Linked DNA regions of Mus musculus: region 2 is linked to region 1. Evidence: chromatin loops called from intact Hi-C (ENCODE). Cell type or tissue: left cerebral cortex. All regions are shown on one strand. Each heading gives the region's core, and the rest is flanking DNA. Links, peaks and the distances in the headings are about the cores only.

Region 1 (16,367 bases), core at 7,319-12,318:
TCTCCCCTCTCCTTCTTCCCTCTCCCTCTTCCCTCTCCCTCTTCCCTCCCTTTCCCCTTCCTCCTACTCCCTCTCCTTAACTTTTCCCCTTTTTCTTCCCCTTTCCTTTCCTTTCCTTTCCTTTCCTTTCCTTTCCTTTCCTTTCCTTTCCTTTCCTTTCCTTTCCTTTCCTTTCCTTTCCTTTCCTTTCCTTTCCTTTCCTTGTTTCTGAGACAGGGTCTCTTTACATAGCTCTGGTTGTCCTAAAACTTGTCTTGTAGACCTGAACAGCCTTGGACTCACAGAAGTCCTCTTGTCTTCACTTCCCAAGTGCTGGGATTAAAGCCATGCACACCACATCTGACTGAATGTTTTTTCTTTAAAGTATAAATAATTTCTCACGTCATTTCACAAACCTTCCTCAAGCATGCCACCAGAGGCAGGCAGCAGCATGGCATGTGCACCAACTGTGCCCTTTTCTCTTATTTTGTATTCAAAACTCTTCTATTGTCTTTTCTATAGGCTTTAGCTTTCTATGCAAGTCAATGCATCTTTCCCAGAGTCCTGTAAGACTTGCATGTACTAAATATATGAAAAGGTGACTGGAGATGATGCACAAAGCCAACAAGTTTCCCCACAGAAGTTATCCTGATGGCCAGTATGGTTCTCCTTAGGTACATTTTCTGTTAATGATATGCTTTTACTTTGGAAACAAAATCTTTTATTCATTAGCAACAACATATTCTGACTTACCAAGTTACTCTTGATTTCAAATACCTGACTACTTGCCAGACCATGTCAAATTATACTCTGACACTGGCTCAGAAGTCACTTACCATATCAACTCTGCATGCATTTCTGCTTCTTTTTCTAGCACCCACTCTCTCTCTGTGGACCTAATCAGAATATATGTTCTTTAACCCTCTTAAAAGCATTGGCAGTTTAACCGATCATGAAGGTCTTGCTGCAGTGACTGCCTGTAGGCTGCAGAGGGACTTTTAAACGTGTCTGGTATCTCGTTAAAGTCACCTGTAAAATAGATGCCATGGAAGAGCTCCAGGTCTTTTATGTGCCATTTACTTTCTCATAGCTGATTGCTGCCCCTTGCCTTCCTTTCCCGCAGCCTATAGGGCACCCTGCTTTGTGCTCAGAGCCCTGCCTCTGTGTTACAGTGTGTCCACTACCCATCCATAGAACTACAGCCGAGGAGGGAAGGCCATGTGGCCTGCCTGTCATCTCCTTAGAAAAATGAGTCCAATGTGTAGATGTACCACATTTTCTGTATCCATTCCTCTGTTGAGGAACATCTAGGTTGTTTCCAGCTTCTGGCTATTATAAATAAGGCTGCTATGAACATAGTGGAGCATGCATATGTCTTTATTACATGTTAGAACATCTTCTGGGTATATGCCCAGGATTGGTATAGCTGGGTTCTCAGGTAGTACTATGCCCAATTTTGTGAGGAACCACCAGACAGATTAAAAACAAAGAGAGAGAAAGAAAATGAGGCCAAGATATATTTGTATAGTGTTTAAATGCTTCAATATTTTAAAATTAAAACCCTTAATACTTTTTGCATCAAATCCTTTAATACATATACATTTATCCACTCACTATTTTTGCATTAGATCCTTTGGCATTTTTATTTAATTTTTTTACTATGCAAGGTCTATCACCATTTCTATGAAAACTGAAGCATCGTATCTTAGAAGCCCTCTGTTCTGTTGAAGATTTCCTCCCTCCCTCTGGGCCTTTAACCACTCTTTTCACTTCTATTGAATCAGTCCATTATTAATCAATCTGACTTTCCTGCTCTATGAACATATGCTGATAATACTCATGTACAAACAAAACAGCAGAATGACGGAAGAAAAGTCAAATATATTGGGACTAACCTTTTCACCAACATCTGGCTACTCTCTCCCTTTCCTTCACCACTGAACTTGCAACACAAGCCTGAAGCTGTTCTCTATATCTGTCTGCATCTTTGAAACACCTATTGGTCCACTGCAGCCTGGCTTCTGCTCTGGACACTCCACTGCAGTGCACAATACAGGTTGCCACGATCCCTTCACTGCCAAGCCTGCTGTTTCTCTCTCAAGCCCTTCCTTCCTTGCTTGTCCAGTTTTGCATGGCGTGTCCTTCTTCCTGTTGACTGTAAGTCCTCTACATTCTCTTTAAGTATTAATGCCCTTCCATCTCCCTTTCTGTTCCTCCTTCTACTTTTCCCTGAGCAACTATTCAGGTCTATAGCCCCAACTTCCACTCCTATGTGAACTACCCCCTAATTCTCTTCTTTGCATTCTCTAAACAGCAAGCCTGGACATCTTGTCTAGTTTCCTAGGTGCCTAGTAGATTTTTCCCTTCTGAGGACCCAATTGAACCTCCATCAAAGTGTATAAACATGGAGGTTGTTATCTTTCTGGCTTAATTTATTTCTCTTCTTGTTTTCTCTGATTTGGTAAAATGCAGATGTCATGTTTGACTTTTATATTCTTCCTCCATTTACCCTTGGATACCAAGATATGCCCAATCATGCCTCTGAATCACTTATCCTTTTGAAGTCTTGACTTAGTATTTTTCTCATTTTCTTTCCATCCTCCCTCAATGGCTGTTCCTAGTAAATAATAATAATAATAAATGACAAATAAGGGTTGATCTAATAAACTCATTTGATTTAGCATTTTCTGACCCCTCGAGGTGACTTTCAGCGGGGAAGGGCTTCCAGCAACTTCTCACAGTCTTTTCTGGCTCTGGTTCTTTGTTTTAGAAAGGCTGATTCTCTCCAACAGTTCCAGTTTTCAGAGGCTATTCACTCCCTGAGGCCTGGTTCAAGCTAAAATAAAACTGGGAAATCTGTGAACATTGCATGGAGAACCTGGCGTTAGAACAATATCCTTGCAAGTGGTGGCATCCCATCAGAAAGTGGTGCGCTGTCTGAAATAAAGTATCTGGTTTGTACTGTAAATAATTAATCACGAGTGCTACAGCTCTGATGCTGCTACTCTGTTTTCAGTAGTGTTTGTATTCCTTTCTGGAGAGGCCCTCCTCAAGAACTCTCAGGAGCACATGCAGAGGCAGAGCACTGCATATCCCTCATCCAACCTGGAAGGACATGGATGCTGAGCTAGAAGTGTCTGTCACTGTGCGTAAATTCATAGCTTGCACTGTGGAAAGTTGAAGATGCTCAGTGGCAAAACAACAAAAAAAAAGTTACAGCATAACTATACAGTGTATGTAGTTAGATGCCATGACAGTATGTCAGATCAACTAGTACTAGTAAGGTATTGTCTTCAGCTTTGACAAAACTACTGATTAGGTATCAATGAGCAACAAAAATTCCTGGAAAAAAAGATCTGTGTCTTCAAAGACTGATTAACTGAGCTGCAGATGTTGTGGGGAGTTTGGGGTGCTGCAGATGTGGAGGCTAATGACCATATCTGGGCTAGCTTTAACCATCTGAGTAGCCATTTTTTTCCACCTCAGTGTCAGAATTAAAATCTTGTGACTAAAAGTTAAGAACATTTTGGAATCTATTAACTTAGCAGACCACTGATTTTCACCAACCAGAAAGCTAAGAATGTCATCACTGGAGGCCTATAGAACACCACCTCCCACTTTGCCATGACTGTCTGTCTGATGCACCCACCAATGTATTTCAAAATTGCCTTGATTTAGGGCATTCTTTATTCTGTAAAACTACAGAAGTTCATGAAACTGCTTCCATGTTAAATCATGGAATCCAGGGCCACCTAAATCTGTGTTCCTGTACCATGGTCACTCAACTTTGCTCTAGAACAAACTATCTCTTATTTCCTTTAAGGCAGTGGTTCCCAACCTTCCTAATGCTACAACCCTTTAATACTGTTCCTTATGTTGTAGTGACCCCCAATATATAAAATTGTTTTCATTGCTACTTCACAACTGTAATTTTGCTACTGTTATGAATTATAATATAATATCTGATATGAAGGATAGCTGATATGTGACTGATATGTGGAAGGGTCACTTGACCCCCCTCCCCCATAGGGTCACAATCCACAGGTTGAGAACTACTAGCTTAAAGTGAAAGCTGTGCTTTTCTTAGTCGAATAGACCAAAAAATAGACACAATATAGATTCCAAGAAGCTAATAGTTCTACTGCTGGTTACACTGGCTTATGGTATGTTAGGGCAGCTATAAACAATAAGAGTGAATTGTTGTGGAGAATTATAAGATAAAATAGAGCTATGTGCCTATCCTTCCTTGCTGTGGTGTATGTATCTCTTAAGAGAGATGTTAGTTTAAAAGGAATCCTGGCATTATGTGGGTGACCCTGCAGACTGTCAGAAATTCTGGGGAGCAAGGTTAACAAGCAGCACCTGTCTGGGTCCTGCATCTCATCCTGACATGGGCTGCCAGCTCGGAACCTTGTCACTTCCTTGCTACCTTACTTTCACAAGTTTAGCCATTAAGCCTGACTATACGTGAGAGTTGCTTTGGACTCAACTGTATTTGCTAAATCACGGCAATCGGATTGCTCTTCTAGCTCATTGTTCTCTTAATTTTCTATTAAATCCAATTGAAGACCCTAATCACAGAGATGGCTGGGAGGAGACAGAAACCAGGCAGCAGCTGCAAACCAAAGGCCAGAATGCCTGACATTCATTTCTTGTTGGTTAGTGCTATGAAACTAAAAATAACTGGTTGCATTTTCTGACCTCAGCCGCATGCCGTCTCACCTTTGGGTTATATCCACACAATGAGATGCTAGAAGTTCGAGTTTACTGTGGAATAAGATACAGCATTTGAATTTGCCTTTGAGAGGTGCTTCCAAGTTTAGAGAGTGATCTTCCCTCAGAACCCCTGTCTCTTATTACTGCGACTTCCTGAATAAACCCAACATTGTAAAAAGTAGAGTTATCTTAGCACTCGTTAGATTTCAGCTGCCTAGTATGGTTTTCAGTGCTTTGAATCATGTGATAGATGGGTCAAGCCTGAGGTGCAGAGATAGGGAGAGATGCTGAAAGTGGTCCAGGTAGCATAGATGCCTAGCTTCTGAGTGTGTGGTTCTCAACATTCTTAATGCTGAGACCCTTTAACAGAGTTTCTCATGTTGTGGTGACACCCAACTATAAAATTATTTTGTGGCTACTTCATAATTGTAATGTTGTTACTGTTATTAATCATAATGTAAATATCTGGTATGCAGAATATTTGATACAGGACCCTCAGAAGGTCATGACACATAGGTTGAGAACTGCTGTTCTAGGTGCTGAAAGGTAGCCTGGCTCTTAGTAGCTGTTTTATGAGTGCTGGTTCTTTGCAAACTCCTTGAGGCCGAAGACAATGAAAAATGCTTTTATTTTCTACCCCATTTCCTGCCCTCCTGCAGGTACAATAACTCTGAGTAGGCACAATGGATAATTAAACTTTTTAATTTACAAATACTTGAAATTGCTTTGGGAGACAATTTTAGAACTGAAAGTAAGTTATAATTAATTGAATTGTCTGCTTTATTATTGAGCTGCCTAATATATGCTTTATAATTCAATTTATTCTACAATTTATTTGGTAGTTGTTGAAAAATGATAAAAATAGGATATTGATCCTCATTAATTTATTACTAAATGATATTTCTACTTATATTCAGGAGCCAAAATCAAACATATCATCTGGAGACTTGAATATATGCTTATCATCTTAATTACAAATTAAAATAATGTAAATACTACTAAGCAAAACAATGCACAAAACAGTGAAAAGTCTATGCAATGTTTTAAGGAAATGATGAAGTTTTGCATATGACTGCAAAATAGTTAGCTATATTTTAGGACTATTATATTAACTACAAGAACTTGACTGCACTATTGTGTATTATCCCAAATTTCATCCAATCATGTTAAATCAAGATTCAGAGAACAGGAAGTTTGATGGTTGAGGGTGGTCCAAAGATAAGATAAAGGCATTTTGAGTTGTTATCTTTTCTATTAAAAAAAAAAAAAAAGAGGAGATTTAACTTAAGTTTATGTCTGTGAGTATTTGTACAAATGTGTGTGTGTTCACCATGTATGTGCCTGGTATCTATGAAAGCTAGAGAGATCATTGGATCCCCTGGAACTAGAGTTCTAGGCAGTTGTGAGCCACCATGTTGGTGCTGGAGACTGAAGCTGGATCTTCTGGAAGAGCAGTCAGTGTTCTTCACCGTGGAGACATCTCTCCAGGCCCTGAGCTGTTTTTAATCACACTCTTTCTGGTTTACCAAGACAGAGCAGTGGTGCTGAGTCCCAAGGCCAGTGCTATCAGTATCACTGTGATCTGGGAATTTGTTTTCTACTCGAATCACACAGTCCTGCCTGTTACCTGCAGATCCGAATCCGAGGCTGGAGTCCAGCAGTATATCTTCAGAGTCTCATCCCAAAGCCAGGGTGCATGCTGAAGTTTAGTGATTGCTAACATGGAGACCCCCTGTCTTTAAACAGTGAGCCTCACCCCGGGTTCCCTGCTTCCCTCTCTGACCTGGAGCTGCTTCCTAAGTCTGTGTGGTGAATAGGCTTGGGGAAGAAGAACTTCAGTGAGTTGTATGTCACACTCCGGCGCAGCCAAATGCTAGCTCAGCGCTAAAAGATTCAGAATAATACAGATACACATGATTGAAACACAAGAATGAAGCTGCTCGCCGAAATGGACAGTGGCTCTATTTTGTACAAACAAAACTTACTCTTACAGTCAAATCCCCACTGTGACTTGACTCAGAAAACTCAGTTATACTTGAGACATGTCAATAAAAACCATGTTACCATGGCACCAACTGGGCCTGATTTATAGTAGGCAGGACGGGAATGCAGCTTAATAGCAACTTTCTTTTCCTGTAAATATCTCAATAAGGAGTAACTCTTAGAGTTCAGAGTACTGTCAATATGCATTAAGCCGACGAGTAACCAGAGGTGCCACCATTTCAAACGGTTGCACCACAGTGCAGATCGTCTGCTCACATGGCACAGTTGGAATTCCCCTAAATCAACTTATGTAACATTCGTGGAGTATCCAAACCGCTATATCATGACTCCCTGCAAAGAAATTAAAGTTCTGATAATTTAATTTTCTTTTTCATATACTTATGCAAATTAAATTGCTAATCAAAGGAAGATTTGTAAGTGACTTCCAAGAGCTGCAACAATATGCTCATGTTAGGAAATCAATACAAAGAAGTTGCAATAGACACACATGGAGTTATAGTCAAAAGAGGCAAACTAGTATAGGCTACAACATTTTTATTTTGAGTTATTCTACCTATTACAAAATAACCGGACTATCATTCTCTAGTGAATAGCATTCCCATGATGCTTTTATTGTGGTACACGAGGGTGCCACATGACATGGTATAGTGATGGTGGGGTAAATGGTTAACTTTCGTCCCAAAGTCAGATTATAATATAGGCTGTATATTTCCTATTAGTCACTACAGCGATTCCCTCAGGCTTACTGGCAATGTTTCCATCTGGACCCCATGCAGACGATGGCTGTTTCACCAGTAAAGAGCACAAAACCAAAATGCAAGTGTGAAACACTTCTGTGTCCAGAGGAAAGAGGTTGCCCGTGAGGGAAGAGCTGTCCTGGCAGTCAGAGCAGCACCATGCAGTCATGCTTGCAAGCGGCCAGCTGCGGCCAGCTGAGGCCAGCTGCAGACAGTGCTAGAGGCAAGCAGCCTGTGGGGAGAGCCCAGCTAACAAACACATAGCATTTAAGGCTACTCTGAGCAAATGATCAAACTGTCATTTGCTAATTTGACTTCAGAGAAGTGCACACCCCAGCATAGTGGGGTCCATGTAACAAACTCCCGAGAGAGGAGGAACTGGCCTGGGATGGAGAGTGCCCCTGGTATTAGTTAAGATTCCCTATAGTAGCTTCGTGGGGGAGAAGTTGGCAACCAACATTAGTTTGCTTGGAAGAAGTTATTTATGATTCAAAAAATATATGTGTATGTATGTGTGCTGCATATGTATGATATATGTACACATGTTCAAACTTAGTGCATGCATACATGCTTATTCATACATGTGAAGGCCAGACAAAAGTAGTGGGTATCCTACTCTGTGACTCTCTCATTTATTCCCTGGATTCAGGGTCTCTTACTGAACCTGGAGCTAGGCTGGTGGTCAGCAAGCCACAGAGATCCTCCTGTCTCTGCCCCTTAGAGCATTGATGTTACTGGTGTGCACTTGTGAATGTGACCATGCCTGGATATTTGCATGCATTCTGGGAAATTGAATTCAAGTCCTCATGCTTGCATAGCCAATGGTCTTATCCACTGAGCATGTCCTTAACCTCACATGGTAAAACTTTCAAAGGCTGTTGAATATGCCTGCATCAAGTACTGCATATATGTCTTATAGCGAAAGGTGACTCCTGGTCATACTGTATAATTTTACCTCTTTTTCTTCTTCCTTTGGATAACTTTGGGGGTGGTACAGGGTCTCACATATCCCAAGTGGCCTTGACCTATGTGGCCAAGGACAACAGCTAACTTCTCACCCTCCTGCTTCCATTTCTCCATTTCTGGGATTTCAGCCATATGCTACCACAGCCATAAAATACTTTTTGATTTCTCTAAAAGCCCCAAGTGAAGGCACTTGTTTAAATTACTGTCTCTCACAGATGCCCCGACCAGAAAGAATCTGCAGACCATCTTCATAACTTGGGTCACCCTACAACTCTAACATGATTATATATTAATTAAGCACAGCCATCCTAGAAATCTGTGTGTTACACTTGGCCTTGGGTTTGGGTCTTGTTTTATTTCTAGGCTTCATGTATCTCTATGCTAGTTCTGATTGGTTCAGCTTAGAGCTTTTATTTATCAATGGAAGCCAGGTTAAAAAAGAAGGGAAAACTGCATAGAAAGAGGGACAGAAGGATGGTGAATATAGGGAAGAGTTGCCTTGATTCACTTGACAGATTAGACAGAAACCAGGCCTTTGTTTTATCTCCCTTACTCGATCAACTGCATTTTTTCATGTATGTTATGTATAAGGAGCTCAATAAATGGGCATGGCTTGCATTATAAAGGAAGAAGTTATACATAAACATAGTTTATAATGAGAACCTACACCTTTCAAATTGGTAATTGCTCTCCACCAGTAAGAATCACGTTTGCCTGGTAAACAAGTCTCCCTGTTGGGTGCTTAGCAAGAGGTTGACTTGGTCTACACAACTTCCTTTAACCATGGGCCCCATGGGCCTTTAGTCTGTCAGTTCCATCTTCTCTGCTTAGACTCATCTCAGCAAATATTATCTGCATCAGAGTCCAAGCACAGAATGGTAGAGAAATAGTTAGGGTACGGGGGAAGTTTCTAGAAATAGGTCAGCCAATATATAATTTCACTCCGACGTGATTCCTGGCGTTTCCATTTCACTGAATTTTGGGCTGAGATTTCCCACAAGAAATGAGTGACTTCATCACTAAAACTATTAAATAGATTTAAATGGATGTCACGAAGCATCAGGACAATTAGGAAAGGGAATCGTATGGGATGATTCCCCCAACTGCCATGCCCATTAATTTCAACAGAAGAATCCAGAAATGAGATTGATGCCCCGAGACCTTGGAGCAGGCATTAGCACACTGCAGGGAGCGAGGCCTTATTTCACATAAGCTGATCTGAGACTACCAGTGAAAGAACTCATATTAAAAAAAAATTGTAGCATTGCACATGATTCTTGTGCTTCCCATTTCTAGGGGGTTAAGTAGCACCTTCATTTTTTACAGGGGGGGGCAGCTGAATTTCTCCTTTGGTTTAAAGACTCATCATCTCATGTGAAGAGGCTGGTGCTAACAGAGGTTCTTTAGCCTCAGACATTTGGAAATAAAAGGGAAATTTGCTTTCATTTTGAATCTAGCTTTCTGCATGGGCCCATGGATTACTATACAGAAAGTCTGATGTAAGTGAAGTAGAAACACTGTAGACATAACTTCATTGGGTCTGTTTTCTCTTGTAAAAATATTTACTTTTTGTGTCTGAGTGCTTGCATGCATCCAAGTGCCATGTTGTATGCAGTGCCTGAGAAGGCCAGGAGAGGGCAGCAGATCCCCTGGAACTGGAGTTAGAGATGGTAGCTGATATGCAGGTACTAGGGATCAAACTTGGGTCCTCTGGAAGAGCAGCCAGTGCCTTTAACTGCCGAGCCAGCTCTCTGGCCCTAAGGGTTTGTTTTATTTTTGTTGCTGTTGGCAGCAAGCAGGGTGAGTCCAGAAAGACCAGCTGTTCCAGTGACTCTTGCCTTTAATGACTTTCCCGTTTCTCCCCCCCCCCCCCCCCCCCCCCGCACACACCAGTTTGTAAGGAAAGACAAGACCTTGGCAAGCAGGAAGAGGCAGGAGCGAGCTAATTCATGTTTTACTCTTTGTCTGATCTCAAGAAGCAAATGAGAGAGCACGTGCACGCATGTGCGTGCGCGCACGGGCCACGCAATGGTCTTTAAATGGCGGGGGAGAAGGACAGCCAGGGGAAGCGGGTAACGCTTGCTATCACAAACCTCATAGGAGAATCTCTCTCCTTCCTTCTTCTGTTCGTGGAATTGCAAGGCACAGATGTTGAATAGAGACACGACACATTACAGACACAACACACAGATAGCACGTTTGACACAGCTCTCACGATGTGAAAAATTAAGCACCGACATAGCACGATTGCCACAACATAGATTCTAAAACAAGTGTCAACTTCAACAGGAAGTATAAAATGTAATCTTTGTCATACTACTGATCACTAGTTTATATGCATACATTTTAATTGTACAACAGGTTGGCTGGCTCTCTCCCTGTCCCTGAATACACCTCCATTTACTAAAATGCTGTCATAGTGACTGCCGTAATTGCGAATGGGATTTTAGAGATAAAAACAATCAAACAACCAAGCAAACAAATGCTGCTTCCTGTTCATTGGTAAAAACCATTTCAAAAAGTAAGACGCTTTCCAGAACAAAGCAAAATGCTACTAACATCCACCCAAGAGTCCTTTGGTAAAGACAAAAGTGGACACACACTCACCTCTTTCCCACCCATGGATTCAAACATTTTTTCCAGCTGGACCCGCAGTTGTTGGATGTTGTTCATCAATATGCAAGGCTTGTAGAAAGAGAAAGAGAGGCAATGTGATCAACATCCTTCGCATCCTCCCACCTCTGGAGCGAGTTTAACTTCTACAGTCTATGGCTGTCAACCTGTGGCCTGTGATACACACCAAACAATCATTAGGCTACTTTGAATGAGGGCTTTTAACAGCTGGGACTGGAAAGGAAATAGATGACCATTTGGGGGAATACAATTTAACAATCAACATGTGCAATAGCACATGGAGACTGGCTATCGGCAGGCCCTTTCCTCTTCTTGTGGTATTTTGAAGATAAGAGTTAGCCACTTTTTCTTTACGGTTTTGTTGGATACAATGTTTCTTATGTGCCAGGCTAGTCTCAGAGAGCTGGGCATGATCGTGAACTTCTGACTCTCCGGCCTCTACTTCCCGAGTTCTGGGATAGCAGGTGTGGACTACCTGACTTCTGCAGTGCTGGGGATTGAACCCAGGACTTGAGAGATGCTTTGGGAGTGCCCTTTCGATGGAGCTGTATCCCCAACCTACCCTAGTCTATGTTGTTAACTTTTTTTTTTTTATTTTGAGAAAATCAATTAATTTCAATTCTCTGGTAACTGTGCTGTTTTAAAACCAAAGAACATTTGTGTTTCTTTTTTTTTTTAAACCCAAGAAAACTTCCAAAAAATTTAAAATGACTTCGATGGAGTTTCTGTCTTTCACTTAAGCCAGGAAGCTGTAGACTAGTCCCTTCATTATCTGGCTCAGAACAAATGTGTTTCTCTTCTGACTTTCCTCTTTGTTTATTTGGGTTCTTTTCCATCATTTAGATTAGAATTTGCTACCTTGGTTTTAAACTTTTCTATCACCTACATTGCCTTTGCTTTACAAAGACTTTACACTGAGGTTTTTTTTTTTTTTAAATTTTTATTTTTTATTGTCACTGGCTAACGTGAACGCTGTGCGTGCTGCTGTGCACTGGGTAGACTGCAGCACTGTGCTTACACGGGACTCGTACTTAGGCATTTGAGTTGTTTCTAGAGAGGTAGAAAAGGGCAGTGGTGTTATAAAACTTTGTGACAAGACGAGATATCAATTTGGAATTAATTTCAAATCAGAAAATAGATTTTGGCCTAGCTGCAAAGCTCACTGATGGCTGCGACACATCGATTCTGAAGAGTCAGTGGCTCAGAGCTGGGGATGACAGAGACAGGAAATGGACACACTTTCCAAGTGGCTGGGAAGGGAGCCAGCAATGAATCAGAAGGTCAGACAAAGGACTCATGGGACATCAAAGAGGCGTTAGCTCTCATCAGTGGAAAGATTTTATTATTACCTTAACCACATCACAGACCTTCGAGAGACTTTGTACTTGACTCTTAAAGTGACCACAACCTAAGTCTGATTTATGGAAACAATTCCACACTTCTATTCTGTTCCTGGATTCTGGCCACTTAGATATTTTATTTTTCTTTAAACATAGATAACTGAGAGTTACACTCCCGAGTTTCTGACTGTGGGATGCTACAGACAGTTTTAATGGCCTCTACTCCCAAAATCACAATCTGCACTCCTTGATCCCAGCATACTCTACTTGATTTATTTGATGTTAGCATTTAAGTCTGTTCTTAGTACACAGAACAAGACGAGAATACCAATTCTTTACATAAAAAGCCATACACCAAGTCAAATATGGTCATTTCTGATTTTCAAGAATGCTAGGGAGAGTTGGGCTCACTTGGGGCAATGGCTACTCACTACATGAAAAGAGGATGGAGAAGAGAGAGGTAAGAGGGAATTTTCTGGGTAAAGTTGAGATAAATATAAAGCTCTTCACCTTTCCTGACCTTGAAGTGCCCCAAGTCCACTGTTATTACATCGACTTATTGAATCATTAGTAAGAACTAGATTACTATTCAATTATACCCCACATCTAAGCACAAAACAGATTGATTCTAACAATTCTGTAGTCAGCAAGTCAGAATAAATGCATTAATGTTTTAATAAATCCATCCAGACATGGCACATGCCTTGCATCCCAGAACTGGGAGGCTGAGGCAAGAAGACTCAATGTTCAAGGCTGGCATGGGCTAGGTAGCAAAGCTATGCATTAAAAATTTTGAAAAAAAAATCCCTAGTAAAATGAACATTATCCCAACCGAATGCTATTGCTTACTGAAGAGTTTATGGAGATGAAAGAATATGTTTGGGCATAGCTGTCATTCAGTATGTATACCGTGTACATTTTGAGTTTTCTTATAAACATATCATATACATTTTATTTTATCTTAACTGGGAACAGTCAAAAACCTAGAATACGATGTATACTAAAGTTTTATTCAAACTAAGGACAGACATTTCTATACGGCTAAAGTGTTTGAGCTTAAAAATGTTTAAAATAAAGAAAAATTGATTTGGAAAAGGATGCTCTGGCTTGTTTGGGATGGGGACAAAAGGCATAAAAGTGGTTTGACCACTTCTGATTTAAATTGTCACAGTAAGAAGGGGCCAGATCGTACACAACAGTAAACCTAGCACTCGGGGTGAAGGGAGATGGATTAGAAGTTCAAGGTCAGCCTAGGCTACATGGGACCTGTCTCAAAAACAGCAACAAATTAGTATGTCATGCTACAAAAAAAATATAATCTCAAGTAGACTATTTACTTACTGTGCGTGTGTGTGCCTGCGTGTGTGTGTGTGTGTGTGTGTGTGTGTGTGTGTGTGTGTGTGTACATGTGCATCACGGTATGCATGTAGAAAGGAGCCAGTTCTTTCTTTCTAACATCGCTTTTAATGATGGGACACATGCTATCAGGCTTTTGAGTTTACCCACTGAGCCATCTCACTCTGTAGCTCTGGTTGTCTGAAACTCATTATGTATACCAGGTTTGCCTTGAACTCACAGAGATCCACCTGTCTCTGCCTCCTGAGTGCTGGGATTAAAGGTATGTGCCATATCTGACTTATGGTTTTGACTCTTAAAAGACATTTGTAATGTGTTCATGAGAAGGTACAAACTTCTGTTTGTGATGACTCGAGGCAAAGCTCTGTAAAGCTATGTATTCAATCAAGACACCTTGGTGAGATTAAAATGATCTTAAACTTAAACAATAGAATCCAAAGGTAGCCAGGAGACTGCTTGCTAGGATGAAGGCAACGAAAGGTACAGGTGCTAATGGGTATAGCTATGCTTCTCTATGTATACATTTTTATTTTCCTTATGGCAGGGGGAGGGGGAATGGGATAGGGGGTTTCCAAAGGGGAGATCTGGAAAGGGGAAAACATTTGAAATGGAAATAAAGAAAAATATCCAAGGAAAAAAATACCAAACAAAATCATATACATGTAATCTTAATTGAGATTAGTTGTAACCCTAAAATATAATGAATACTAAAGTTTGATTCAAACTAGAAACATTCCTATATGGCTTAAGTGTACACTAAGGTACAGGTGCTGGGCTATGTTATGTACATGGACTTTTAACTAACTACAAAATTCCATTTTGGGGGCTGGAGAGATGGTTCAGTGGTTAAAAACGTGTACAGCTCTTGCAAAGGGCCTGAATTAAGTTCCCACCACCCACATTAGGTGGCTCAAAACTGACTTCAGCTCCAGGGGGGTCCAATACCCTATTGTAGCCTTGCCCCTTGCCTCTGTGGGCACAGAATTAACATGTATAAACCCTTATATACCACACACACACACACACACACACACACACACACACACACTGAAATAAATGTTTTTAAAGATCAACTCCTTTACAAAAATAATACAATATATATTGATTTACAATTATGGGGCGGGGGAGAGGTTTCATATGATCTGGAATTTAGAATGTTAACATGTGAGGTAGGAGGCTGCCCAGCATTTAAGGAGCTAACGGAAATCAGTTATTTCTCAGCCAACTTCCCAAATACTCGTCTTGCCATCTTAATAAAAACAGAGTATTTGCTGAAACTACAAGACACTCTTATGATCTGCAGACTTACACGGGAAGCATACATCATCTTTTAACCTTTAAATGAAAATATATGCTTCCAACAAGTAAATAGTCTCCCATGTAGAGGGCTGGAGTCAAAGGTGGCTAGAAGTCAGTGCTGAGATTGTCTGAAAGCTATCATCGGATTGCTGGGCAGCATATTAATGAAAAGGAAGGAGGCGGCGACTGAAATCTTCAGGAACCATCAGGACTGGCTTGTCTTAATGAGCTGTCAGCCAGGGTGAGCCGGGTCGCTGCCGCCTGGCTCCTGATTCCCTTTCAGCCTTGCCAACTAGTGCGGGCTGGTTTTCCATTTCATTTTTATTTTTCCAAGGGGGAGGGAAAAGTTGCTCTTAAGAACCCTGTGGGTGTTCCAGTGTTACTCATTTAAAAAAAAAAATTCCACAGTGTTGGCCACACAGATCTCTTAATACTAAGGACAGAAATAAGAACTCTTTCCCTTTACATCGTGAAATCACTCCGATTGTATGACTGCAAACGACTTCAGTTCATCTTGATTTTTTTTAAATGCCTTTTGCTGAATAGTTGCAGTTCTGCTTTGGACTTTATAAGTATTTCCTGGATCATCAAAAACCCACGGAGATAGGGATAAATCACAGGCAGAAGCATCGCTGCCCTGTATATTCACTCTCCTTCTCAATTGATTTGAAAACCGAAAGACTGGGTAGAAAGCAACAGGGTGGGTAAAAAGCAAAAGGAGTTGTTATCAACACTCACTTAATTCTTATCTCCCTAGTTCTCAGCTCCGGTGTTTTATGAGTTTGTGCATTTTTCAATGGTTTACCATCTCATTTTTCTCAACACGGAAAACAATCGGGCAGGCACTGGCCTCGTTCTCCCTTCTATCCAATCCCGATAGGAAGCCCACACGTGATGCCTGGTGAGGTTTGAGGCAGCACCCTGAGATTCCCTAGCTCTCATCACCCGCTATGGAAACTGACACAGTTGATATTTCCTACTTACTTGAAGTTAGAAAGCACACGTTTCGATTTTGGGACACTCACCAGTGGGGGTGGGGTGGGCGTGGTCCTACTTACCACTGTCTCCTTATCGCAGTATGAACTGAAGTCATTTGATACGATCGCAGCGTACTGGACCAGAACCTTATTGATGGTCTGCGGAAGAAAATAGCATGCAATGCATATCAGTTGAGTAAGTTAAATGTGCCATCTTACAGAAACACTATCCAGGCTAAGACAGGCAATCCTGACTCCTTTATGACTCTCCTCTCTCTAAGGAGAGTCATAGGTGGGCTCAATCCATTCCCGTGTCCAAAGAGGGATCACAAATCACTGCATGTATATGACATTTTGTC
Region 2 (16,367 bases), core at 6,980-11,979, 410 kb after region 1:
AATTATCTTTATCGCTAATTTTGACACATATGGTAATAACTTTTTGCATTTGAGTATAAACAGGCATGGATTCTCCATTCATTTTGATGTGGTATTAACCTTATCTCCTGCAGACGTTTCAATAATCTAGAAAGCGTGGCTGCTTGACAAGGTATTTCTTCAGACTGAGAAATTTAAAGACTGTGGTCTAGAATTTTATGATTTTTAAGGAGACTTGAAATTTGTCCCACATTTTGTGGATTTTAAATTTTCTGCATTTTCAATACTCTACTCCTCACTCTCATAGAAACGGCTTCAGATTCTGAACACAACCAACCAGCAACATGTATGCTGCAGATGGAGGCTGAGGTAGAGACAAACAGAACTTTCTAGAAGAGAACCTTAAGGCCAAGTGTCTGGGAAACAAGGACTCCAAAATTTAGATACAAGAAAAGTTTGAGTGATGCATCAGGTTTGTCCCAGTAGCTTCTGGTTCTGATTCTTCCTAATTGCAATTCCCAACCTTGTAAGTTCAGATGAGGAATTTAGGCCTTCCCCTTTCTCAAACTTTGTTTGTTTGTTTGTTTGTTTGGTTGGTTGGTTGGTTGGTTGGTTGGTTGGTTTTTGTGTTGTTGTTGTTGTTAAATTTCTTCCCAAATAAAAATACTAATGGAAATTTCATGTATCCATAATCAGGACCACTGTATCTATTTTAGAATGAACAGGTGCTCTCAGAATCCCTCCCAAAAATAAAAACAAAACCGAGTGTTGAATGACTCCTGGATGTTTTACTGTAACTGCGCCTCTTGACGGACACACGGGTAGCTGGATGCAGAGGGACACACATTGTGAAATTAGTGAAATAGGAGGGAGTTAGGCTACAGCTGACATCAGCTAAAAGTTAGTGTGAGAAGACTGAGATCAGAGGCGGGGCATTCAGTACACAATCAATCAGAAAATACTGTTACTGCAAAAAAATCAAACAGGAAATGACATGTAGAGTTTTGTCTCCGAAACCCCAACCAAGCAGGGGAAGCAACCACCATTAGTAGTTGATGTGGGCCTCTACGGTGACATGGCTCTGACCTAGATAGAGCTAAATATGCAAGTCCTTATTACACATCCACCTGCTACCTATCACATGCCTATACCTCTTTGGCATTCAGCTGGAGTGTTCAGGAGCCCTTTGTTTACCCAACGCTCCTGAATTCTGGTGCTTTACACAGTATGACTGGATTAGAATTGCTCTTCTGTCCCTTCCTCTTCAAGGCAGCTTCTAGGGTTGATGTTTCTCCCATCATCTGTTACTCTACTGCCACTGGGATTTGCTGTTCCCATACTGTGAAAAGCAATGCAAGCGCCTATAGGGATCTCAGGGCCATAGATTTCATCACGAGCAGGCTGCTCAAAGCTACTCTGATTTGGTCCAAATGCTGAGGTCATGCCTAGATCTTGGGACATGGTAACGGTTGAGTTCTGGCACTGAGTTCATTTCTTGCCATCTCCTACTCTGTGCATCAGGTTCCTCCTTCCTTTACTTCTTTTTCTTACTAGTAACTGATGATAATATGCAATGCAAATTAAATATGAAATCAAACACATCTATGAACAGACCATTGTAAATAAAGATGTTTTTAAAAAGTATGGTGACAACTGTCAATTCCAGCTAGTATTCATTGAATATTCACCATTTATTATTTTAATCATTTCTTATGAACATTCTGGGCGCAATGATCTTTATGATGTCAATACAAAACAATTGAAAAAACAAAACAAACAAACAAACAAAAAAACTCCAAATGACCACATTTTACATAGTCACTGATTAGAAGGGGTTTGTAATAGAGCCAGGCCCATTCTTATGAAAACTTATAGCGAATCCCTAGGAGTCTAAACTTCAAGTCCAAACCGCAGGAAAATCTAATGATAAAATGTTTGATTTGTTTATTAAATTAGACAGGTAGTTTAGAACCATAAAAGTCTATATTTGAGAAGTGTTTGGAATCTATAATCTGAGCAAGTGGAGCAGAGATTAGGGAAAGAATGCCAGAATGTCAAGAGAGCAGGCTGGGATATGCTTGTAAAGGAGGTTCTTGAAAAACTAAAAATTTTAAGCTTTATTTTATTTTTTCCCATTTTCAGTGTGTGTGTGTGTGTGTGTGTGTTAAAGTTTTATTGCTATGAAGAGACACCATAACCAAGGCAACTCTTAAAAAGGAAACCATCCAAATGGGGCTGGCTTGCAGTTTCAGAGGTTTAGTCCATTATCTTCACGGTGGGAAGCATGGCATCTTGCAGGGGACATGATGCTGGAGGAGTTCAGAGTTCTACATCTTGATCCTCAGGTAGCAGAAGGAGACTGACTCTGTGTGTGTGTGTGTGTGTGTGTGTGTGTGTGTGTGTGTGTATGTGAGAGAGAGAGAGAGAGAGAGAGAGAGAGAGAGAGAGAGGAAATAGCTTGAGCATTCACAACCTCAGAGCCACATCTCCATAGTGACATGCTTCTTCTAATAAGGCCACACCTCTTCATGGTACCATTGCTTAAGGACCAAGCAATCAAAGACAGGAGTCTGTGGTGGCCATTCCTATCCAAACCCCAAGCCACCATAGTGTGTGTGTGTGTGTGTATGTGTGTGTGTGTGTGTGTGTGTACCGCATTTGTGTGCATATATGTTTTGTGTGTGAGGGTAACATGTTTCTCTCTACGTGGAAACCCCAGGGAGCTACCCAGAAACATCTTTCTTTACTCTTCCACATTAGTTAAAGAGGCAGAGCCTTCAAGAAAACCCAGGATTCACATAAATGAGTAGTCAGCTTGCTCAGGGGAATCCTAGTCTCCTCCTTGAAGTCTGGAATTACCGGCAAGCGTCCATATCCACCAGCATTTACAGAGGTTCTGTGGATCTGAACTCCTACCCTCATAATTATTCACGGAATACTTTAACCTCTTTGCCTTGTATCTGGCTTTTGAACTTTATTTTAAGCGCACAGAGGTGTCCATGGAAACCTTTGGGGACAGTGATGTGTGTCATGACATTTTTTTAGGACAATTAACTTGGCAGGCACATGCCGAGCAGATGCTCAAAAGAGGTCTCATTGTAGATGGGAAGACTGGGAGACTGGGTCAATGTTCTAAGAATAAAGTGTTGAGGATTCGGAGCAGGGTTGGTAACAGCAAATGAAGCATAACGGGGGAAGTACAACCTGACGAGGGCATGTGAGCCATGTTGAAGAGCAGAGCCCTGGGGACAAGGAGTCTAGAGCCTCCAGAAATGAGGCAGTCAGCGGACAGAGCCATTCAGGAGAAGCTGCTGCAGACACTTGCCTTCTAAAGGTACTGTCGGTAAGGAGAAGTAGGGCGGCCACTTGTGAAATTTAGGTCACCCAGTCTAGAAGAAGGTTGAAGCAGGGGGTACTTGAGTGAGGCTCAAGGTGAAGTAGACGCAGGCAGAGAGCAACTGTAGTGACTCTAACTAGTGTGTATCTAAGCAAGACATTTATCAGCTAATACTTGTGCCATTATGCCCAGCAATTATCTTCCAATAACGCATCAGCGCATTGTTGTATAACTATACACACCGCCCCATCTCACAGGCTACTTTCTAAGAACTGTATTTTATTTTTTGACACATATAAAGTGATCTATGTATTTTTGTGCACTGCCAGTCAACCTTCTATAAAGCTGATAGGAAACATTTAGTTTTCAGGGGCTTCGCTAGCTAAGGTTGCCAATTTGGCCATGAGACTCTGCAAGTTTTTTGGCGGGGGCAGGGGACATATGTTCATGGAGTATGTACACCCAGAGAGGAGGACCACACATAATACATATCTATTTTATTTTTAAAAGCAGTTTTCTATCAGTGACTCTGAAAATTGATGCGTTAAGTTCCCTGCCAGCATTTCTTACTTCTTGGTTTCATAACCCAGGATGATCATGAACTCACTGTATAACTGAGGCTGGCTTTGAAGTCTTGATATTCCTGCCTCTAATACCCAAATGCTCAGATCGCAGGCATGTACCACCACACCAGGCTTACCATTTGTTTGCCAGGCTTCCTTGGCCAATGGAAGCACTTAATTGAAGTCTTTTCAATTGAATCAATTGAAGCTGCAGAAAAAATGTTTTCACTCCCAGATACAGGGGTTTCTCCAAAATACAGCTGGCCCTTTGTATGCACAGCTTCTGTGTCTATAGACTCAACTGACTGCAGACCAAAAGCATTTCAACTTTTTGCTGGGAACAAACAGGCACAATTGATTTCCTGTCATTGTGCCCTAAACAATCTTGTGTGCCCACAGTTTCTATGGCATTTATATTCCATCAGAACTATATGTGGTGACAGTTTGGGGGATGTGATTCGGTTGTATGAAAATACAACAGCATTTTACATGAGGGGGCTGAGCACATGTAGATTTTGGTGGTATTTGTTGGATTACTAAAGCCATCCTCCTTGGGTGCCAACTCCTTGGATGCATATATATATATATATATATATATATATATATATATATATGCCTTATTGTTTGAAGGAAAATAGTTTGAAAGCAAAGTGGAAGAATACTGCTTCCTTACTCCTTCAGACAAACACAGACTAGTTATACATTTTCCAGCCTACTTGGGAAATCAAACCATATCCAATAAACACCACAGCTACCTCTCCAATGGAGTCCATCTTACAAAGCCCAAACAATAGTGACCTTACAAAATGCCTGACCTGTGCAACTAGAAGTGACTTTCTGAAGCAGATATCCAGACAGATTCACAGATAGGAAAGGACAAAAAGGAAAACAATGCCCGAAAATTACCTAGCTCGTGAAAAACTGAGCCAAGATGTTTATAGTACATATTGCTGTTTCCTGCTGGACTCCTGTTGATGTGTGGCATTAGTTATCCAGGAATGCCTCCCTTGAAACTGCTACCTAAGAGGTTTCATTGATAAATCACACAATTTTTTTTCAGTTTTTAAAAATTATGTGCCAGTTAATAATGGCATGGTTCAGAACACATCTGACCCTCTACCAGCATCCCCAAGGCTGTGTCCACAGTATTCCCTCTTGGAAACTGCCTTCACTGACCACACCTAAGCTATCAGCTTCTCTTACACATAAAACAATAGAGCTGGAGCTGCAGAAAAGGCTCTGAGCTAAGAGCACTTACTGCTCTTGCAAAGGACTCAAGTTCAGCTCCCGGGATCCACAACTGCCTACAACTTCAGTTCCAGGGGATCTGATGCCTTTTTATGTCCTGTTCTTGCATGCATGTGGCACACTTAGAAACAAGTAGGTACAAATATACATGTAAATAAATATTGAATAAAATTTCACACAGACACATATACATACACACACAGAGTCACCTATGCCAACACTTGTACTCGTCTGTCTCATGTATGTGTGTGTGTGTGTGTGTGTGTGTGTGTGTGTGTGTGTGTTGCATGTGTCTGGGAAAGCTATTCATAAAGAATATTGTCTCTAGTTATGAAATATGTTAAGCAAAATATTTTCATGCAAAACACTTTTTCTATAAAAAAAAAAAAAAGACAGATTGCACCCAGATTCTACGATTCTAAATGCTAAGAAATAAGTTGTTTTACCAAGAACAGGATGGGAGGTGGCTGAGACTGACTGTGTGAAGTGGAGATGGCCAGGGTGGGACCTCAGAGTTCTCAGGGGAAAGAAGTTGTTTGAGAAGGCAACTCACACCGCGTGATTACCTTTAAACAGAAAAGCCTTAGCTATGATTTATCGTGCTGAGTTGATCTTAGAAACCGGTATTTATTTTTACAAAATATTCTTAACTCTCTGTGGAGGAAGAACAGTATAAAACCTGTCCTGCATGCAGGTTATAATAATTTTGGCATGCAGAGGCTAACGGGTACACCATAACTAAAATATGCAAAGAGGCGGGAGTGTGTATGTCACTTGGCACACTTCCAGCCTTACGAGTAGCAAAGGCATCATGCCATGTGTCCTCAGAATGACTACATTTCCTCTGGGAAACTTCTGCTCAAGACGTTAGGAGAACTTCTCCTGTCTTCCTCACAAGTTTTATGTAACACCTTTTATTATATTTATTTGTGGTGGGGAAGCTTGTGCGTACCATGGCACGGTCCTAGAGTTTAGAGGACAACTTATGGGAATCAGCCCATTCCTTCTATCACGTGGATCCCAGGGGTCAAACTCGAGTCCTCAGGCTTGTTGGCAAGCACTTGTACCTGCAGAGCCATCTCCTTGGCTCCTTCTAACTCTTTTTTTAAAAGGCCGGAAGCAGAACAAACACTGCTGTGGTATTTGTTATCTCTGGTGATTCCAACACCAGGTATTCAGTCTTCTGCAGGCTCCAAAGCTACAGGCTGAGAGGGCTATTAATAAACCTCCTTTAAAAACAGCTGGAAAGGAATTAAAGCCTTTATTATCCAAACACAGATAACTGTGGGCCCAGAAATGATTTCTAACAATAGCAAAAGATACCAATCCAATCTTTTGGGTTTGCAATTAGCACTTGAGTGATAGTGTTCTAAATGTACATGACTAAGTAAGTTGATACTGGGTGGCAGCTACAATACAGTTAAACAATAGCTTTAGATCTGTAAAGGTATATTCTAGAAACAAATTTAGCATGCACTTACAATTCCCCAAATTCCTCCCTCAAAGCAAGGATTGTACGCATATCATCATCACGTGGCAAGGTAATTTCAATGCCTTTAATAATTTGGGGAAAGTTCTTGTGTAGTAAATGTTAAGTGGATGAAAGAATACACACCAGAAGCCAAAGGTGTTAAAACGAGAACACAAAATGCAGGAGTCCCATGCCCCTAAGAGCTCAGAGAAGTTGTATGTACTACAATCGCTGAGGAGAAGGGAGGAGGGGAAAGTGTAGGAACTTCCTGGACAGATATTCAAAGACACTAGCTGGCCTTAAATGAGCAAAAACATGCAAGTGTTTCCTTCTCCACTGACCCTACCATCAATCACTCCCTATCCTACGCAAAAGTACTTCGAGTAATCGGTCTTTGCAAGAAGAACCTCCACGCTTGCACCTGTCTGCAATGATCCATGGGCTTTTAAGGAACTCCTTCTGTTTGCCACATACCTCATTGCTAGATACTAAAAGAAGAGCAGCTTTAAGAGGTATCATAGGACCTAGGAAGAAACTGGTTGATGTGGTTAGGAAGAAGTACACCGAAAGAGACTCCTTGGGGCCCATTTCACACGCGCACCTCCGATTCACCTGCACTCACACTGGTTTGTCCAGGTGCTGAGCTCTTGGGAAGATGTTTCAAAATGTCTGTGATTAAAGTCCAACAGGAAAGAACTGCTTAGAAAACAAACTTGCATCTTCCTCGCCTCCCTCAGATCTAAGTCCATGATTCTGCTGAAATAAATCCCAACCAAATGCCATGTAGTTTGAAAACAAATTAACTTTTTGGGTTTGGAAAAAAAATCAGTTCTCACTTGCCTATGAGATTCAGATATTCTTTACCCAATTTGGCATCAGTGTATTATTCTTAAAGATAAGCATTTATACAGTGCTCTGAAATTATTATCACATTTCTGCTAGGATGCCTCATCTACAGATGGGTGACCTGCACCACAGCACATGTCAAAATCCAAGCAACACACTGCGCTTCCTGCTCCCGTAGAGAAACCCTTTCTCTATCTTCTGTTCTTGTGATCTCAACAGCTGCTTGTAGATATCCACCCTATTCTAGTACATTCCACTATCCCAACAAGGACTTTGTAACAACTCATTACCTCATTTTGGTGTAAAGCCCAGCTCAGTACTCCAGACTGCTGCCACTTGGCAAAAAGAAAAAAAGAAAGAAAGAAAGAAAGAAAGAAAGAAAGAAAGAAAGAAAGAAAGAAAGAAAGAAAGAAAGAAAAGCTAAGTTTTACAAAAACAGAGTGATGATCTTCTGCATGGCCAAAGGTGCATAACTGATTTAAATCCTATTAGTTCTAATCTATAGCAGCTAATATATCATTTTAAAAAGTAGAACAGGAATTAAAAGTCAATGTCCTAAAGCTTTAGAAAAAAAAAAAAACCCTGTCACATAGACATGCAGAAGATCTAGAAACTATTTTATATACACAAGAAAGTATCGACGAGTCAAAAATGGCAAAATTCTTTCCTTAGGGACATTTCATTTATGAACTCCAAAGCACGGAAGCTTTTTAAAAACTCACAGTTCTGCACATTCTCCACCCACCTCTTTCATGTTGTTCTCTAAAGCCCTCACGGGAAAGATGAAATTCGGCTTTGTCACTTCACCCAGGTATGACTCTTGCTGGGTCTTTCTCTTTATTATACAAGTATGCTGATGACGTAATTGCAGAAGTTCGTTCTACTCATGTAGCTGGGTCTTGGTTGGGATTTTTTTTTTTTAAAGACTGCCTCCTTCTGTGTCATGGAACAGTTGTAAAACAGAGCCAAGCAACCTCACTTCTTAATAGTAAATCTTTATGATCATCACCCAAGGGACTGGTCCAGCTCTGGATAGGCAGAACCATCCCAAAGCTCAGCTGACCCCAGACCTGAGGCTCAGCTGCACACCTTTAGGTGACACCAACACCAGGCTTGGCTTTTAACCCTTTCCTAGAAGCGCCCAACTTTTAAATCTCTTTGACTTTCATTTTCACCCATTCCCAAACCTTAAGGGACTGAAGAGAACCCCCGACTCTTAGCCCAACCTTGTTTGCTCCTATGCAGTAATTCCCCTGAAAGTTGACTGCAAACTAAGCAAACAGTTATCATGCTGCATTCAAAACCATGATTTCCAATAAATCATAATTGATTATGAGCCTAGAAAAGCAAGCTTTTACAGGGGTATCCCCTATATGGATAGAACCGCACTGTGATTCAAAAGTGCGGAGAGAAAGAACCATTGGGGTGGGAAACAGACAGAGGCTAAGATTCATGCAGATGAAGCAGCTCAGCGAGGTAAAGAAAACATACCTGAGGGATTCTCCTTCTAAAAACGCACACAGGCCAGCTGGGTTGTTGTTCCCCTCCTTTGAGGGTAGATGTATTTTCCGTCCAGGAATCCCCCTTGCAATTGTGTTCCTAGGCTCTTTTCCTTTATTCCAGCCACAGATAGTTGCAGGAGGCGCAGGCAGCGTTCCTGCGCCCGCCCAGACTCAAGTGCAGCCGGGCATGCCTTTGCTCAGGAACCCGGCTTGCGCGCTGCTCTTATCAATTCTATCGCGCTCCCTGGGTAGCCTCCAAAGCAATTTTACAACTTAGCTGCTGGCAGGAATCTGCCTTTCACTCCTCTCCTTGCCAGATTCCTTGGGCGGCTCATTTCTCAGCCCTTTCTCTAAGAAGGCAAAATGGGATCCCTCTCCTTGTTGTTGTCCTGGCTCACCCACAATTGACAGTGCAGAGCAGCAGCCGAGGAGTGTGTGCTGGGAACTTCACACAGCGGCTGCAGCCCGGGATCCTCCGATTGCAGCAGAGACCTGAGCTCCTAGCCTCCTCCCTTGGAGTCCAGGCTCCCTCTGCTGCGCCAGCTGCATAGAGCCACTCTAAGAGAAGGCTCCTCAGCCCGGATCCCTAAGAGATGCTCTGCTGCCAGGTGTGGTCATCACGACTTAAGCACACCTCACTAGCAGGGTCACGGCTTCCTGCTGGGGAAATGAATGGATGTGGATGCCAGGTGTTGCCTTCATCCCTGGGTAGGGGAGGTGGGGATATAGGGGTGGGGGCGGGGGCCGTGGGGATCATAGGTGACCACCATAGGGCCAATTTTGCTACTTGCATTAGTAAAACAGATAATTATTAAATTAATCATGGTATTTAATAATAATTATTATTTCACATGCTATTGACTGTGTTTGGAATCACACAAAGTCCACTGTCTAGTCTGGCAAGATACCCTTAACAGAACCCTTTTTTTTTAAAGAGGGAGGCAATACCTTGGCCTTCTCTCCCAGCAGGGTTGTTTTTTGTTGTTATTGTTGGGTTGTTGTTGTTGGGTTTTTTTTGTAAGCAGTTGTAAATATGAAGGTTGATCCCTCAATAATTAGGATTAGACACACATACACTTATCAAAGTAGGCAATAGAGAAACATGAATGCTCAAAGGATTTTCTTTCTCCTGCAATAATGTCTTCCAGATCTGGCTGAGAATTGAATGGGGCTTGCTTTTCCTTTTAGCTTAGCTGAGTAGAGGAGGTGGGGGGAGTAACCACTCCTACTTTCCATCAATTAAGCATTTTTTAATCCTCTAACCCTCCTGTTGAAACAAATATAAAACGTACTGCATCTTAAAATAGAGCCTTAAAGAAGCTCAAGTCTGGGAATAATTTGTAGGCTTTAAGCTGCATCTGGTGTTCTGGCTTACTTATTTTATTTCCTTTGCTTTGTAGAAAATGAGAGGATGGGGGCTGGAGATATGGTTCAGCCCCTCCCCATATATATATAAAGCATTGACCATATAAGCACGGGGATACAAGTTTACACCCCTGGCATCTTTATACCAAGAATGGATGGTGCACGCGCGCGCACACACACACACACACACACACACACACACACACACACGAGCGATAATTGAATGGTATTTTCCCAATCAGGAAATCCTATCAACTAGTGGCTAAGATAGAATCAGATGCACAAAGTGTGCATCTGACTTATAAGCCATTATTTCAGCCCATGTAAGGATAGGAATAGGAATGTCAATTTTAGAGATGACACTCCCATCAACATGTGAGATGCAGCAGCAGCAGTGAACACACCCAGTGAAGCCCATTTAAACAGTTTTGGATACAACTTGTATAAAAAGGCCCATTCCAGGGCTGAGGACATGGCAGTCAGTAAAACGGTTGGTTGCTGTGCAAGTTTAAGGCCCTGAACACAGATGCCTAGAGTCCATGCAGAAGGCCTGCACAGGTGGTTTAGTCTTCTAATCCCATCAATGACAAGCTAGAAGGTGGAGAGACAGAAGAATACCTGGAGCTCACTGGCCAGTGGGCCTAATCTACTTGGTGGAGTTCCAGACCACTGAGAAACCCTACCTCAAACAAAATGCAGAAATCATCTGAGGAATGACCCCCAAGGTTGTCCTCTGACATACGAACAGATACAGACACCCACTCACAGCCACACATACACAAACACACGTAAACATACACACAGATACACATCATACGTATTCTTCCTACCAACTATAACAACCAGTCAATAACATTATGTGATTTGAAAACAAATATTCCCCAATTTGACACAGTATTTATGCCAGATCTTGGCAGGTGGCCCTCTCTATTCCTAGCTCCTCAGCCTCACGGTTAGCTTCATAGCGGCACAGCTTCCCCAACCTGCTGCTTAAGAGCCTGTTAATGGACACAAGCAGCTGCTCAAGGTCTAATGAACCGCATAAGGGGCAAACACTGGGGCATTGTATTCTCCGCCATCGGAACTCACCAGAGAGGCCACAGGACAAAGCTCTGCTGCCCTCGGCTGTAAGCGCTTGAGAGCAACAAGGGAAAACTGGTGAGCTCTAACAGTGCATGACAGGGCAAAACCTGACTTTTTAATGTCTACTCATCCAAGCTTGACGAGGCATTGTTTCGAAGGATGTCCTTCAGCACGAAGGAGGAAACTGTCCTTATGACTTTTCCTTTGTGTACAAGAACCAAACCAAAGTGCTGCAGTTACACCGAGCCAAGAGCACTCAGCACCCAGAATAATGCAAAGGATGCCTGTCCTCAGCCAGTTGTGACATGATGCTGCTCAGTGTTTAAACCTGCAGAAGGAAGTAGAAGATGATGCTGACTGCGTGTGGTCTACGACAGAGTGTGCATGCAGGTGCTGTGAAGAGCTCTGAGAAATAACTACACTGCAACTTGACCCTGACAGGATGCAGAACCAGAGTGGTAACTATCAGTTTTAGGGCGTGGGAGGAAGTAGGATTGGGAGCTGCAGCAAACCTGGTGCATAAACCCTGATTAAGGATCATGATGCTGGTCCTAGATCAAAATAGAAATGGTTCTGAGCTCTACACGTGGAAAAGTCATGTATTTGGAGGACACGGGTTGGAAACAAACTACAGCATATATGCAAAGAGTGGGGGAGCTCCTTGTCTTTAGTGGTCTGCATCGATACCAAACTCCCAAGCAAAACTTCCTTGGCCCTCCCTGGGTAGTTTCCACCTGCAGAATGTCTCCTCTAAATAACACGTAACAAGGATCAGAGGACAATGTGCGTTCCAAATCCACACTGTGCCTTGCAGGACCTGGGGAAAGTTAAATTAAATACTACTGCAGGACAGGAAATGACTAACTGCCAGGCAACCCCTTGACATTTAACAGGGACATACCCCCAAACTTACCAGAAGATTGATTTGATAGAAGAGCTGTTTCTTCTCTCAAGAGTCTGGCAGTAATTTTAGGAACAAATCCTTTAAGGTATCAACCACTTCTCATCTCCTAAGACGTGCTGGTCCAAGTGGTTGGTAATTTTTTTGGTATGTTTTTGGAAGGCGAAAGACAAGAAGACGCCTCATTATGAGTTATTTCTTATTAGCAATAAAACTTCCCTAAATCAAAAAGGGAAAGACCCTTCTCTCCTGGTTACCTGAAATATTGATTTCATTGTGGAATCTGTTGATTGATGGTGGAACAAGAGACTGAACCACAGATCTCACACAGGCTCTGCATGGAGCTGTGCCTCTAAGGCAGAGACCTGGTAAGTTGCCTAGGCTATTTCTGAATTTGTGGTCCTCCTGCTTCAGCTTCCCAAATACTTGGGATTACAGGCATGGATTTACATGATTCAGCCCAGCTTAACAGAGGAAGCACCAATAGACCCTGTGTAACTGAGCCAACCCTTCAGCTTTCTAGAAGACTCTACTCTCCAGTTGGGTAACAATAAACCAATTGTCGTTGCTAAATATTAGAAAACGAACTATTCCCATATAACCAATCCTCAAGGCCAGATGGCAGTATTTGGTGTCTACACAAATGAATGTGCAAAAATGATTTATTACCAAGATGATTGAGGGAAAAAGCAATTGTAAAAGAGGAAGTTGATGTTTCTAGCTCTAAGCCAGTGAATAATGTAGAGAAAAATAAATGACCTGGAAGAACTGACTGAAAAGGCATAATTTTAAAAGATTTACTTCATGTAAGTAGCATGGTGGCAATTAACACATACATTAAATTCTGTTCTTGGCGCTTTCCCAAGAGAGTCTGGATCATTTCACAAGTGATCTCTGAGCAGAATTGGGAGTGTAACTGCAGAGCTGGAGTCAAAAAGGAGAGCGACTCCATTTCGCTATCATTCTTGGTTTTCTGACTCTGAGCCAAGCGAGTAGCCACATCCCGAGGATATTCAAACAGCCCAGAAGGAAGTGACTAGCCAGGAAATAAGGCCTCTGACAACAGCTGGGCCGAAATGGGAATCTCCTCCCCATAGACTCCATGTTGAAACTTGACCACCTAACTAAACATGGTCCAGGTGACTGCAGCCCTGACTGAAAAGCTCTGTGACCTCTGAGCTTAATATCCCATTGTGCAATGCTTGCTAGAAAGTAAATAAACAAACCTTTATAAGTTCCCTCCTATGAATCATTGTTTTAAAACTTGTAAATTTTGCCATCTATAAAATGTCCTCTTCCAGAACACTTCTGCTTGGAGAACAGTCGTTGAACATTGAGTATTGGTCTTTAGATAGTTAATACTACTTGGTTGACTGCAACTAGACTTTTGGTCCAGAACACTGCTGGGTGTTTAGTAATAGCATCTGAGTTTTTAAAAGGACATCACCAAGTTAAAAACTTGGGCTCTCGTTGATCCAGGAAACTGGCTGTTAAATGAGCTATGAAATAGTTGGGGGTTGGTTTCCAGTTTGGCTCTATACATCTTCCTGACATGGGTTGTATTTGTTAACCTCTCTAAGCTTAGCTGTTCTAAGCTTAAAGCAAAATGAAAACAAAAACGATCACTATTATTAATCCCCTTGCTAGTGCCTGTAATGAGATGATTTCTGTCAGGCAACATTGATGGCCTGTAGGAGTATTCAACAAACAATGGCTAATCATGTTCTTATGTTCCAGCCAAATCTCACTGCCCCTTCTGCTTTCTATATGTAATTATGGTACAGTCAGGAGCCAATTTAATATTTGATGTCTGAATTCAAATAAATTTGAGGTAGCAGGTGGAGTCCTTTTTCTTTCACAGTGCTGGTGTTTCCCACGTGCTCATCACCATTGGCATAACTTTACTTAGCCTCGGTTTCCTGAGTTTGAATGTACCATAGACTCAGTTGTGTGTTCTCTTTTAGGTTATCCATGGAGTTTTTTCAAGTACAAATTTCATTTTACTATGGCAAAAATAAAAATTATCTTTTTTCCCCATCTAGGCTAGTTATAATCAGTTCTTCATTTTGCTACTAAAATAACCCAAGATTTTCTTTTATTATATATTTCTGAAACCAGAAAATCTATTCTAATTAATTTGTTCTAATCAAACTAACTAAGACTCTATTTTTAGTCTTTTATGTTATCATAGTTTTTTCTCAGACTTCAGGCTAAATCCCACAGAAGTGCTTGAAAGTAATTGGTGCATCTTTGGGTGGAATCAAACCATGAAACTACAATGAAGTCATTCACATACCTTCAAACTCAATCTATTCCTTACTACTAGTTACTGCAAGTGATAATTTGAAAGAGATCCTCCAGCTCCCAAAATAAGAGAAATATCAAATTTATATTACATACAGATTATTCAAAATAATTTCTATATAGTCTAATTAAGAGTGCAGCTTTCTCATGTGCTGCCTGGCACTGCCATCAGAAAAGGATAGTGTAAATTTTAATCCTCAGTCTTAACTACAATTGCATTCTCAGAAGGATTCCATCCATGATACACACTGAAACAACAGGGGCATTTGAATGACTTTACTATGATCTCCATATTTAGGTCAACATCTCACCTAGTAAGTTCTTCCCTTGAGAGAATTGTCTCTTAGTTCTCAATTTTACCCAAGAGTCTCTCTTTTTCAACAGTAATGTCAAGACTCTCCCCCAACCCCTGTAAAAAAACTACTACTCGTCTCCTGCAAGATAGTTGTGCTTCTGTCCTGAGCTTGGAAAAAGTGTGATTCAAGGAAGGAGGATTGGTATTAGGACTGAAGGTCAAGTTTTGAAGGTTCCTTTCTAGCATTTCTGCTTGTGAGCATCCTGAGTGTTGGGACTGGGATTCTTCATCTAAAAATACCTGGGTTGAATTAAACACATGTGATAGCTCTACAGGCAATGGACTCAAGTCCATCATAAAACCCCTTAATCTGAAAGAGATCAAAGCCTTCAACAAGTGGTGGTGAAACAAACCAACCTGAAACTTTAAGTCTGATTTCTTCTTAAGGGTAAACCAATCTTCCCAGCTACTGTAATGTTACTGATTCAATGACTTGAGGATTGAAAGACCTCATGAGTTAAAGGAGCACACTCTAGGTTGATAAGATGGCTCTTGATGTGCTCAAAGAACTGAGAACTTCATCTGAATCTCTCCTGGATGCCTTAGCTATCAGGAGCTTTGTGTTTTGTTTTGCATCACTTTCAGCACTACTCCTAGAAAAAAATCTATAATTTTAATGGTTTTAGATTTGTTCATGAGATGTCTCTGGAGTGGAAATTTGGCATTCTTGGAAATAAGGTTCATCTATAAACCTAGCTATTTTTTCAGGAAGGAAAGGAATCAATGTCTCAAGTAAAAATTCGACAAAATGAAAGATAAATAGTCCCAGGGTTTTCCTTTCTTCCAAAATGAGTGGTGATTTCTCTTTCTTTCTTTGAAGATTAAAGCATGAAACCATGGATAGTATTAGGCATTAAGTTTTGCTTTTTTTTATACACTCTTTACTCTTCTGTAGGTTCTTTTTATGATAGTAATCAATGTCTAGAAAACATAAGAACAACTGTGATTACAACATAAACTATAATAATCAACTAAAGTGGACAAAGGATTCAAGTAGATATTTCTGCAAAGATACAAAGACAGCCAATAATCATATGAAAGTATATTGAATAGGATTAATTAGCAAAGTGAAAATCAGAACAGTGGGTGAGATGTGGTTGTCTGTGCCTTTAATCCTGGCCCTCGGGAAACAGGCAGGCAGATCTCATTGAATTTGAGACCAGCCTAGTCTACATAAGAAGTTCTAGGATAGCCATGTCCATACACTGAGATCTCCTCTCACACAAACAAACAAACAAACAAACAAAACCTCAAACTACCAACAAAAACAAATAGAAAACCAAAACAAGAAAATATAAACGTTTACATATTAGAATAACTCCCCAAAGAAATTAGCCAAAACAAAGGGCTGACAAAGATGTGAAGAAATTGGAACTCTGTTAATAGATATGAAAAACTGCGCAGCTGTGATGA

The links. Peaks named below come from ENCODE experiments on the same cell type or tissue, not always from the same donor. Only the 100,000 strongest peaks of a DNase experiment are listed, where the experiment ranks them.
Region 2: it touches region 1 in a loop (3-fold over the local background); 6 of 42 quality-filtered maps call a loop at or near these places.

What each region holds. Positions count from the first base shown.
Region 1 is chr9:73,547,930-73,564,296 of GRCm38, forward strand. Unc13c (unc-13 homolog C) reads right to left here. Exons shown (of 33, transcript NM_001081153.2): 23 at 16,090-16,167; 24 at 11,010-11,087. Among named protein-coding and RNA genes, the nearest start is that of Gm27211, 360 kb to the left of the region's middle. In left cerebral cortex, for the core only: a CTCF peak has its summit at 10,033 (motif pointing right); a DNase peak (open chromatin) is centred at 10,030.
Region 2 is chr9:73,959,559-73,975,925 of GRCm38, forward strand. Unc13c (unc-13 homolog C) reads right to left here and starts at 9,479. Exons shown (of 33, transcript NM_001081153.2): 1 at 8,936-9,479. In left cerebral cortex, for the core only: CTCF peaks have their summits at 9,471 and 11,436; DNase peaks (open chromatin) are centred at 9,307, 10,156 and 11,336; H3K4me3 peaks cover 2,060 bases; H3K27ac peaks cover 730 bases.